Linked DNA regions of Homo sapiens: region 2 is linked to region 1. Evidence: read pairs that join two places in POLR2A ChIA-PET (ENCODE). Cell type or tissue: MCF 10A. All regions are shown on one strand. Each heading gives the region's core, and the rest is flanking DNA. Links, peaks and the distances in the headings are about the cores only. Region 1 overlaps SAP30BP (SAP30 binding protein). Region 2 overlaps ITGB4 (integrin subunit beta 4).

Region 1 (5,375 bases), core at 247-5,246:
CACTCCAGCCTGGGCGACAGAGTGAGACTCTGTCTCAAAAAAAATAAATAAATAAATAAATAAAATAAATTTTTCTTACAGCAGCTTTATTGAGATATAACTCCTATACCATACAATTCTTTTTTTTTTTTTTTTTTGAGACGAAGTCTCACCGTGTCACCAGGCTAGAGTGCAGTGGCGTGATCTCAGCTCACCGCAACCTCCGACTCCCTGCTTCAAGTGATTCTCCTGCCTCAGCCTCCTGAGTAGCTGGGATTACAGGCACGTGCCACCATGTCTGGCTAATTTTTGTATTTTTAGTAGAGATGGGGGTTTCACTATGTTGGCCAGGATGGTCTTGATATCCTGACCTCGTGATTCGCCCGCCTTGGCCTCCCAAAGTGCTGGGATTACAGGCATGAGCCACTGCGCCCAGCCTCATATGCCATACAATTCTTCAGTGTTTGTTTTTAACTGTTCATTTGTGTCATATTGCTATTATAATTATACAGTACAGCAACATTGAAAATGTTTATATATAGATAGAGACAAAGCTGGATGCAAAACATATGTTATTATAGGCAAACATAAAAGAAGAATAAAAATGGCTGTATGAGGCCGGGTGCAGTGGCTTGCACCCGTAATCCCAGCTCACGCTTGTAATCCCAGCACTTTGGGAGGCCGAGGCAGGTGTATCACCTGAGGTCAGGAGTTCAAGACCAGCCTGACCAACATGGAGAAACCCCATCTCTACTGAAAAATACAAAATTAGCCGGGTGTGGTGGTGCACACCTGTAATCCCAGCTACTCGAGAGGCTGAGGCAGGAGAATCGCTTGAACCAAGGAGGTGGAGACTGCAGTGAGCTGAGATCACGCCACTGCACTCCAGCCTGGGCAACAAGAGTGAAACTCCGTCTCAAAAAAAAAAAAATGGTCGTATGGTTAGCATCATGAGATTAGGTGATTTTTTTTCCTTTTGCAAAATACTCAATCTTGCTACAATAATTTGACAAAAATAAAAATAAACACAATATAAAAACATTTTATATTTTTATAAAAAAATAACTCTGTCCATTAAAAAAAAAGTCCAAGCTTAAGCTCTGAGAGCTCAAGTTTGCTCTTTCGTTCTGCAGAGTAATTCTCAGTTGTCAGGGCTCGCCAGCAGCGCATCAACAAAGGCACACAAACAACCTGTTTGCAATGCTGCAAAAGGACTCGGGGCTCCTATCTCATACCACATCACATACCCTCCTAAATATCCTTCAATATCAGGAGGAATGCAACCCTTTGCTGCTTGTTTATGAAAAGCCACAGCATCTTCCTTTCAGATCCCAGAGTCTTGGAAGGGCAGCGAATATACCAGGAGCCCAGATGGGAAACACTTGTGCTCTGCAGCAATCCTGCAGAAGCTGCCCGTGTTCTGGGTCTGTGTTCAATAAAAAGAATATAAGATTTCAACCTGCAGTGCTGCCTGCATGCAATTGCTGGCAGGCTCCTCAAAGTTCTTCCTATAATCAGCAGTCAACAACAAATTCCTGGGAGATTAGCCCCTTAGGCAGTTTTCAGATATTTGATTCTGGTACTTCAAAAGATCAGGAGTAATGCAAGGACAGTGGGAAGGAGTTGAGAGGAGAGTGGGTGAGGGAATTACCGAGTCAGCTCTGCCCAATACAAATCCTCATCTAGACTGTGAGTCAGTAACTCCCGTCAACTGGGAGACCTGGTCTTCTTCAGGATGGGTATGAATAGCCACTGAGGCAGAGAACCACTCACCCGGCTGGGCCTCCAGAGGAGGCTAAGTGAGGACTTGTCAAGGCCCCCACTCTGGAACTCTTAAGACAATCTACTGCCACAGTTCCCAGACTACTACCTGGGGTAACCCAGCAAACTCACAAAGGTGCCACAGGATATTTAACAAAACTGTTACAGGAAACACAGCCTTACTCCACATGTCACATACCACACACACTTACACATATTATTTTTTTAAGCAGCTACTGAATTGTGAGGACAGTAATACTTAGTGTCTGAAGCTAATGACATAAGAAACAGAACCATTCGTTAGGCATTTTTTCTTCTTTTTTTCAGACAGGGTCTTGGTTTGCTGCCCAGGCTGGAGTGCAGTGGTACAGATCTCGGCTCACAGCAACCTCTGCCTCCCAGGATCAAATGATCCTCCCATCTCAGCCTCCCAAGTACCTGGGACTACAGGCACACACTACCATGCCTGGCTAACTTTTGTAGTTTCTGTAGAGACGGGTTTCACCATGTTGCCCAGGCTGGTCTCAAACTCCTGTGCTCAAGCAATTCTCCTGCCTCGGGCATCCCCAAGTGCTGGGATTACAGGCTTGAGCTACCACACTCAGCCATTAGGCATTTCTTTTTGTTCCAGAGGTCTGTGAAAAACTATGGAGACATGAAGGGCAGTGAGCCGAGAAATCGTGGCGCCTTCTAACCTACAGGATAAGGGCGTATAATCAGACTTAGTTACACTGAAAAGGCCAAGCACTGCTAACAAGTGCATTGTATACTGCGAAAAGCACCTTCATGTACATTCTCTCACGCCGCAGTCACAACCACCTTGCAAAGGGGGTCTCACGGCCCTGACTGCCCAAATGGAGCCGAGTGAAGCTTAAGTTACAGGCCTGTGGTTCCACAGCCAGAGGGAAGCCAGGCCAGGGCACAACCCAGGTCTTCGGACCACAAGTCCACCAGACCGGCTCTAAATTGTTTGTGAGCTCCACATTTTAGTACTACTTTAGGGATCTTAGAATTTTAAAAATGTCTTCTCTTAACTGGGGTTATACACGCCTTTTTAAAAAATGCCAGAACAATTCCCCCCAACCCCCACCTGATGCCACCTCCTTGACCCAGAAGACGGAATTTTGTTTTCACAGATGTACACTCCTGGGCTGGGAGGATTCTTTTCCTAGATCAGAGCGTGAGATCTAGATCTTTTCCTAGATCAGCACCTCAGGGAGGCCGGCGATCCCAGTCCCTCCCAGTCAGCTGGCAATAGGCTGCTCCATCTTTCTTGCTCCAGGCTCTCAACCCCCATGTTTGTTTTCAAAGGAAGGGTGTGTCAGGGACAGTGAGTGAATGGAAACAGCTTCATCCACAGGAACTGTAGGAGTGGAGAAAAAAATAAACAAGGGAAACCGTCCAGAGCAAACGAGGTAAAAATGGACAAAGGAGAGTGGCGAAAGGGATGTTCGGGTGCCAAAGGTAAACAGGGGGAGGAAGCACTTCAGCCACCAGGCACTCCTTTCCCGGAGTGAGGTGCTGGCCCCAGGACTGTCACGTCTGCTCTTTTTCCAGAACAGCAGTGCCACCTCCTGTTAATTTGCTGCTTACCGAAGAGACAAGATCAGAAACTTGAAGTTAGAGACGAAAAAATAATGGAACACAGGAAACAAAGCTTGTTTCCTATGCAACGCCCAGCCTCCTTCTCCAATCTCCTGTTCGCTAGTTTGGGGCAAACTCAGCACCTGCAGAGCCCAATCCCTGCTGCCCCAACCTAAAGGACAGGACCAAGTCTCTCTGCCCAGGTGGGCCAGAGTTAGTTCTTACTCACGCTCCCAAACATGGGACTCTGTGCTCACAGGTAACCCCAAACATCAGAGCAATAAAAACCAGGGCAATTCCAGTCTGTGCATATTTTAAAGTCATCAGATAACAAAGTTAGAGAATACTCAACTTTGCTTATGTATAATGCCCAAGTCCTTTCCTAGGGGGTTCCCAGGGAACTCCCTGGAGTTTAATCCAACCTCTACCAACAGATTTTATGATGTTGATGACAAGTCGTTTCTTACAACTTGCCTGAAGGCCGGGCATGGTGGTTCACACCTGTAATCCCAGCACTTTGGGAGGCCGAGGCAGGCAGATCACGAGGTCAGGAGATCGAGACCATCCTGGCTAACATGGTGAAACCCTGTCTCTACTAAAAATACAAAAAATTAGCCAGGTGTGGTGGCGGGCGCCTGTAGTCCCAGGTACTACTCGGGAGGCTGAGGCAGGAGAATGGCGTGAACCTGGGAGGCGGAGCTTGCAGTGAGCTGAGATGGAGCCACTGCACTCCAGCCTGGGCGACAGAACGAGACTCCGTCTCAAAAAAAAAAAAAAAAAAAACTTGCCTGAAAAACCTCTAGAAACAGGGAGCTCACTACCTTATGAAACAGCTCAACCCACTTGTGGCCGGAGATCACAAAAGGTCCTTCGTTATATGAAGGTAAACTTCTGTGGAATTCTGCGCGCGGCTTCAGGTCTGCCTCAGGCTGCCTTAGCCTTTCCCTCAGCAGACCTTCAAACACCAGAGCGCAACCCCGGCTCTTCCCGAGTCTTCTGTCTTCCAGCTCTACCTTTCCCTCAGGTGATGTGCTTTTGAGTCCCCTCACCTTTATGACTGCTCTTCTGAGAGCACTCCAGTTTAAAACATGGAATCTGCTCTTCCAAAACCGGCCGACAACATGGTATGACCAGCCTGGGAAGTGTGCACAGGTGGAACTGGAAGTGATGGTCAGTTCAGCCAATGCTACTGAACAAACACACACCAGACATACTGAGTCGAGTACAGCCGGCCCTCTGGATCTGTGGTTCTGAATCCATGGCCAGAACTCACCTCCAATTGTGTGTGTGTGTGTGTGTGTGTGTGTGTGTTTTAAATTGTGTCTGTGTTGAACGTGTCAGACTTTTTTGCTTGTCATTATTCCCTAAACAACACAGTCTAACAACTAGTTACACAGCCATTTACATTGTATCAAGTATCATAAGATGATTTAAAGTATCCAGAAGGATTCCCAAGGCTAAATGCAAATGCTACACCATTTTATATCAGAACCTTGAGCATCTGAGGAGGGGGTCCTGGGATCCCCACAGATAGTGAGGGACAACTGCATTTTATTTTTACTTAGTTGAACCTTAAAATAAATGAGACAGATTTTATTATGATGATTATTTTCGCGATGAGAAAAACTGAGGTTAAAGGACTTCCCCAAGAAAACCCCAGTCTCATTCCAGAGCTTGAACTCCTCCCCACCATGCCAGGGCTGAATCATCTTACTCTGAATACTAACCCACCCTCAACATGGCTCAAGACCCCATAAGGCTAACAACTTAACGGACATTTTCAGAGCAATAAAAACAGTTCTCAAACAACTACTGAATCACTGACCCATGATTTCTGTTTTAGAATAATAGTAGTTTTTCTAAGGGGTCTGCAAAGTCAAAACCGTTTTAAGTCATTGTCTTTTTCATCGTGTTGACCTTTGCACAAGCAATGGTGGGTAAACTGCTAGCCTTTAGAACAAATTGAGGTGGCAGCACCAAACTGTAGCCGTTTGATTTAAAAAAAAAAAAAAAAAAAAAGGGCTGGGTGTAATCCCATGGGATTCCCATGC
Region 2 (5,375 bases), core at 295-5,294, 67 kb before region 1:
ACGTCAGGACTAGGGCAGAGCAGGTGGGGGTATCTCCCATGCGGGGGTGGGAGGGGGCCCCATTCTAGGAAGGAGGGCAAATGTCTGATAAACTCAGGAATGGGTCTTCCCTCTTTCCCAGCACAGACCGGGTTTCCCTCTGACCACCTGTGCTAGGTTCCACTGTCTGCTCTCTCTCAGGGGGCCCTGGCCTTGGACGGCCCACCTCTTCTGTGAGTGCTGGTGCCAGACCGCCCATCCACCTGTCGTGACCCTCAGCCCCCCGCCTTACCCTGTACCCCATTGGCTTGCCAGAAGGGGGCAGCCAGTTGAAATGGATCTTCCTGGACCCAGCGGCCTTAGCATTGGGGTTCTGCGGGGCGCCCAGGTCGCCGTGAGGGGGTGGCTGTGATGACAACATCTGACTCGTGAAGCTCCGGTCCAGTTCATCTAACGGGTCAGGTTGGGGCCGGGCAACCACTCAGATCCCCCTTCACCACCAGGGGGCGCCAGAGACCCACTTCAACACCCAGGGCGCTCTACCCAGCGCATTCAACTCAGACCTGCCCACCCGCGTCTCTGGAGACCTGGTGGTGCCCCATTGCTGCCACATAGAGCATCCTGCCAAGCTTGGCGGAGGACCCAGGAGGGTCTCTGGAGGAACAGAAGCGGGAGGGAGTTGGTCTGCCCCTTTCTCCCTTGGCAGCTCAGGGAACATTCCACATGAGAACATTTGCTCCCCACCCCATCTCCACACTGTACCCTGAGTATCTCCCTCCTCTCCCATCTTCCTGGCAGGCTTTCTCCCAGTTGGGAGGCTGAGGGCTGATAGGAACTAACTGGCCCACTCCTTCCTTCCACAAGCATCTGCATGTTAGTTGGAATTGAGGCTGAAGCCAAAGGGCCAGGGTCTGATGGGAGAATTCCTATTGTGTGGTGACAACAGCCTCTCTAGCTGTAGGGTTGCCAGATAAAATGCAGGATGCCTAGTTACATTTGAATTTCAGATAAACAACAAGATTATTTTTTCTTGGGGGACAGGATCTCATTCCATGGCCCAGGTGCTGTGCAGTGGTGCGATCACAGCTTGCTGCGGCCCAGACCCCCTGGGCTCAAGTGATCCTCCCACCTCAGTCTCCGGAATAGCTGGGACTGCAGGTGCACACCACTATGCCAAGCTAATTTGTTTATTTTTTGTAGAGACGAGGTCTCACTATGTTGCCCAGGCTGGTCTAGAACTCCTGGGCTCAAGTGATCCTCCCACCTTGGCCTCCCAAAATGCTGGGATTACAGGTGTGAGCCAGTATACCCAGCCCATTTTGCAAAAAAAAGGATAAGTATGTTCCAAATATTGCATGGGACATACTTATCCTACCAACGTGTATGTTGTTTACCTGAAATTCAGATTTACCTGGGCGTCCTGTGTTTGGATTTGCTAAGTCTGACAGACCTAGTTGAGAGACCCCCCAGTCTTCCCTCTCCTCCTGCTTAAGCCGACCCCCAGGCTCTGCCTACCTGGGTCCCTGATGATGATGGTGGTGGAGTGGGGCTGGCCCAGGTGGGCCCCAAACTTAGGGTTGCTGAGCTGGACGTGGAAACGGCGGACCTGGCGGCCCCGCAGGAGGGAGTCAACTTCTTGCAGCTCCAGGAGCTTCACCTGCAGCTCTTTCCAGGCCTCCCCAGGCTGGAACAGCAGCTCACCCTCCACGGGGATGTAGTCCTGGGAGTGGAGGGGGTCAGGGTCAGGGTCATGGCTGGGGGCTGAGGCAAGAGTCATGGCCACACGCTCCCTCCCAACCTCATGGACACTGCAGAGACCATCCCTGCTTGCTGGGTGGAGTACTTACACGAGGTTCAGGTTTTTGTGTTTTTTTTGTTTGTTTTTTTTTTTGAGGCGTAATCTCACTCTGTCACCTAGGCTGGAGTGCAGTGGCATGATCTCGGCTTACTGCAACCTCCACCTTCCAGGTTCAAATGATTCTCACACCTCATCTTCCTGAGTAGCTGGGATTACAGGCACCTGCCACCACGCCTAGCTAATTTTTGTATTTTTAGTAGAGATGGGGTTTCACTATGTTGGCCAGGCTGGTCTCGAACTCCTGACTTCAAGTGATCCTCCCACCTTGGCCTCCCAAAGTGCTGGGATTACAGACATGAGCCACCATGCCCAGCCACGTTTCTGTTTGTTTGTTTGTTTTTGAGACAGGGTCTCACTCTGTCACCCAGGCTGGAGTGTAGGGGCACAATCACAGCTCACTGAAGCCTTGACCTCCTGGGCTCAGGCCATCCTTCCCCTCAGCCGCCTGAGTAGCTGGGACTACAGGCGTGCACCACACCTGGCTATTTTTTTTTTTTTTTTTTTTGTAGAGGCACGGTTACCCTATGTTGCCTAGGCTGGTCTTGAACTCCCGGCCTCAAGCGATCCGCCCACCTTGGCCTCCCAAAGTGCTGGGATTACAGGCGTGAGCCACCCATCTTCCTTTCAGTGCCGTGGAGCATGCCTGAGCTTTCCAGGATAAGAACTGGGAGGAAAAAGAAAATCCTTCACATAGAAGACCACTAGGTGGCACTTCAGGGCAAGATTTCAATTCCAGGCGCAGCAGCCAGGGCGATGGCTGGGGAGGCAACCTCATGCCACCCAACTCAGAAAGTGAGACCCATAGTTGTAAAACAAACAAACAAAAAACAAACCAGGGAGCTGCCTGCAAGCAACCTACATGGATACTTCAAAAACGTCAGTGTCATTAGCCCGGCATGGTGGCCGGTGCCTGTAATCCCAGCTACTCGGGAGGCTAAGGCAGGAGAATTGCTTGAACCCGGGAGGCAGAGGTTGCAGTGAGGCACTGTACTCCAGCCTGGGTGACAGAGCGAGACCTTGTCTTAACAAAAGTCAGTGTCACGGAAGACAAAGCCAGGAAACTTTTCTAGATTAAAGGAGTCAAGACACGTGACAAAAGTCAATGCCAAATCCTTGATTAGTTCCTGCATTGGGGGGAAAAACGCTATAAAGGACATTATTGGGACATCCGAACAAGGGGACATTGGAATATGGACCTATTTTATTTTATTTTATATATTTTTTGGGATGGAGTTTTGCTCTTTTGCCCAGACTGGAGTGAAGTGGCGCAATCTTGGCTCACTGCAACCTCCACCCACTGGGTTCAAATGATTCTCCTGCCTCAGCCTCCCTAGTAGCTGAGATTACAGGCGTGTGCCACCATGCCCGGCTAATTTTTGTATTTTTAGTAGAGATGGGGTTTCTCCATGTTGGTCAGGCTGGTGTCAAACTCCTGACTTCAGGTGATCCACCTGCCTCAGCCTCCCAAAGTGCTGGGATTACAGGTGTGAGCCACCACGCCTGGCTGGAATATGGACTAATTTTAGGTACTAGTATAATCAATGTGAAGATACAGATGTCCACATCTCTATTTATATTTCTATGTTGCTATCTATATAGAAAGAGAGAGAAAGCAAATATTAGCAATCGGTGAATCTATGTAAAGGGTAAATGGGTGCTAGTTTTACTGTTCCTTCCATTTTTCTGTAAGTTGAAGTTTTTAAAAATAAAAAGGTGAGAAATTAAAATGTTTTAAAAAACAAATATCAAAGCTTTTTTTTTTTTTTTTTTTTTGAGACAGGGGTTTCACTCTGTCACCCAGGCTGGAGTGCAGTGGCACTATCTCGGCTAACTGCAACCTCCACCTACTGGGCTCTACCTCAGCCTCCCGAGTAGCTGGGACCACAGGTGCACACCACAACACCCAGATAATTTTCTGTATTTTTGGTACAGACAGGGTTTCGCCATGTTGGCCAGGCTGGTCTTGAACTCCTGATCTCAAGCGATCTGCCCGCCCTGGCCTCCCAAAGTGCTGGGATTACAGGCATGAGCCACTGTACCCAGCCTCAAAGCATCTTTATACAAGTGTAACAGGGTAGCCAGAAGGCAAGGCAAAAGGATCATGTTATCCTAGGAGTTTGAGACCAGCCTGGGCAACATGGCGAAACCCTATCTCTACTAAAAATATAAAATGGCCGGGCGCGGTGGCTGATGCCTGTAATCCCAGCACTTTGGGAGGCTGAGGTGGGCGGATCACGAGGTCAGGAGTTCGAGACCAGCCTGACCAACATGGTGAAACCCCGTCTCTACTAAAAATACAAAATTTAGCTGGGTGTGGTGGTGCGCACCTGTAGTCCCTGTTACTTGGGAGGCTGAGGCAGGAGAATCGCTTGAACCCTGGAGGTGGAGGTTGCAGTAAGCTGAGATCGCGCCAGCCTGGGCAACAGAGTGAGACTCCGTCTCAAAGAAAAAAAAATACAAAATTAGCCGTGCGGTGGTGGACATCTGTAGTCCCAGCTACTTGGGAGGTTGAGGTTGAAGGACTGCTTGAGCCCAGGAGTTCAAGATTGCAGAGAGCTAGGACTGTGCCCCTGTACTCCACCCTGGACTAGAGGGAGACCTTGTCTCTTAAAAGAAAAAAATTATTCTTTGGAATTTTTATGGGGGGACATTGGAAAAATAATGAGAACAGTTCCTGTCAATAAAAAGAAGTAAATAAAATTAGGATGTGGCCAGGCAGCCCGGGCCTGCTGACTACGCGCTCCCCTATGTTTGCTGAATGGGCCTGTGGGCCCAGGGAGGCGAGACTTTATTACTTTTGAGATAATTTTTTTTTTCTTTTTTCGAGACAGAGTCTCACTCTGTCGCTCAAGCTGTAGTGCAGTGGCATGATCTCGGTTCACTGCAGCCTCCACCTCCTGGTTTCCAGCAATTCTCCTGCCTCGGCCTCCCGGGTAGCTGGGATTAGAGGCACGTGTCACCATGCCCAGCTAATTTTTGTATTTTTAGTAGAGACAGGGTTTCACCATGTTGGCCAGGCTGGTCTCGAACTCGTGACCTCAGGCGATCCACCTGCCTTGGCCTCCCACAGTGCTAGGATTACAGGCATACGCCACCTCGCCTGGCCTTTATTATTATTATTATTTTTTTAAAATAGAGACAGGGTCTTACTATGTTGCCCAAGCTGGCCTGCAACTCCTGGGCTCAAGTGATCCTCCCACTGTGCCCTCCCACAGTGTTGGGATTACATGCATGAGCTACTGCACTGAGCCAGGTTTTGTTTCTTTGTTTTTTTGTTTGATTTTTAAAAAATTAATTATTATTATTTTTTTAGACAGGGTCTTACTCTGTTGCCTAGGCTGAAGTACAGTGGCATGAACATGGCTCACTGTAGCCTCAACCTCCTGGCCTCAAGTGATCTTCCTGCCTCAGCCTTCCAAGTAGCTGGGTCCACAAGTATGCACTACCATGCCCAGCTAATGTTTAAATTATATGTATAGACATGGTCTCACCACGTTGCCTAGGCTGGTCTTGAACTCCTGGGTTTAAGTGATTCTCC

Evidence for each region. Peaks named below come from ENCODE experiments on the same cell type or tissue, not always from the same donor. Only the 100,000 strongest peaks of a DNase experiment are listed, where the experiment ranks them.
Region 2: POLR2A ChIA-PET joins it to region 1 with 20 read pairs; 25 of 35 experiments call an interaction of 5 or more read pairs at or near these places.

The regions. Positions count from the first base shown.
Region 1 is chr17:75,677,724-75,683,098 of GRCh38, reverse strand. All of the region lies in intron 3 of SAP30BP (SAP30 binding protein), which reads right to left. Among named protein-coding and RNA genes, the nearest start is that of SAP30BP-AS1, 4.4 kb to the left of the region's middle. In MCF 10A, for the core only: a CTCF peak has its summit at 3,309 (motif pointing left); DNase peaks (open chromatin) are centred at 1,618 and 3,078.
Region 2 is chr17:75,745,165-75,750,539 of GRCh38, reverse strand. ITGB4 (integrin subunit beta 4) reads right to left here. Exons shown (of 40, transcript NM_000213.5): 27 at 1,495-1,699; 28 at 272-429. Among named protein-coding and RNA genes, the nearest start is that of GALK1, 17 kb to the left of the region's middle. In MCF 10A, for the core only: CTCF peaks have their summits at 477 (motif pointing right) and 2,550 (motif pointing right); DNase peaks (open chromatin) are centred at 499 and 2,559.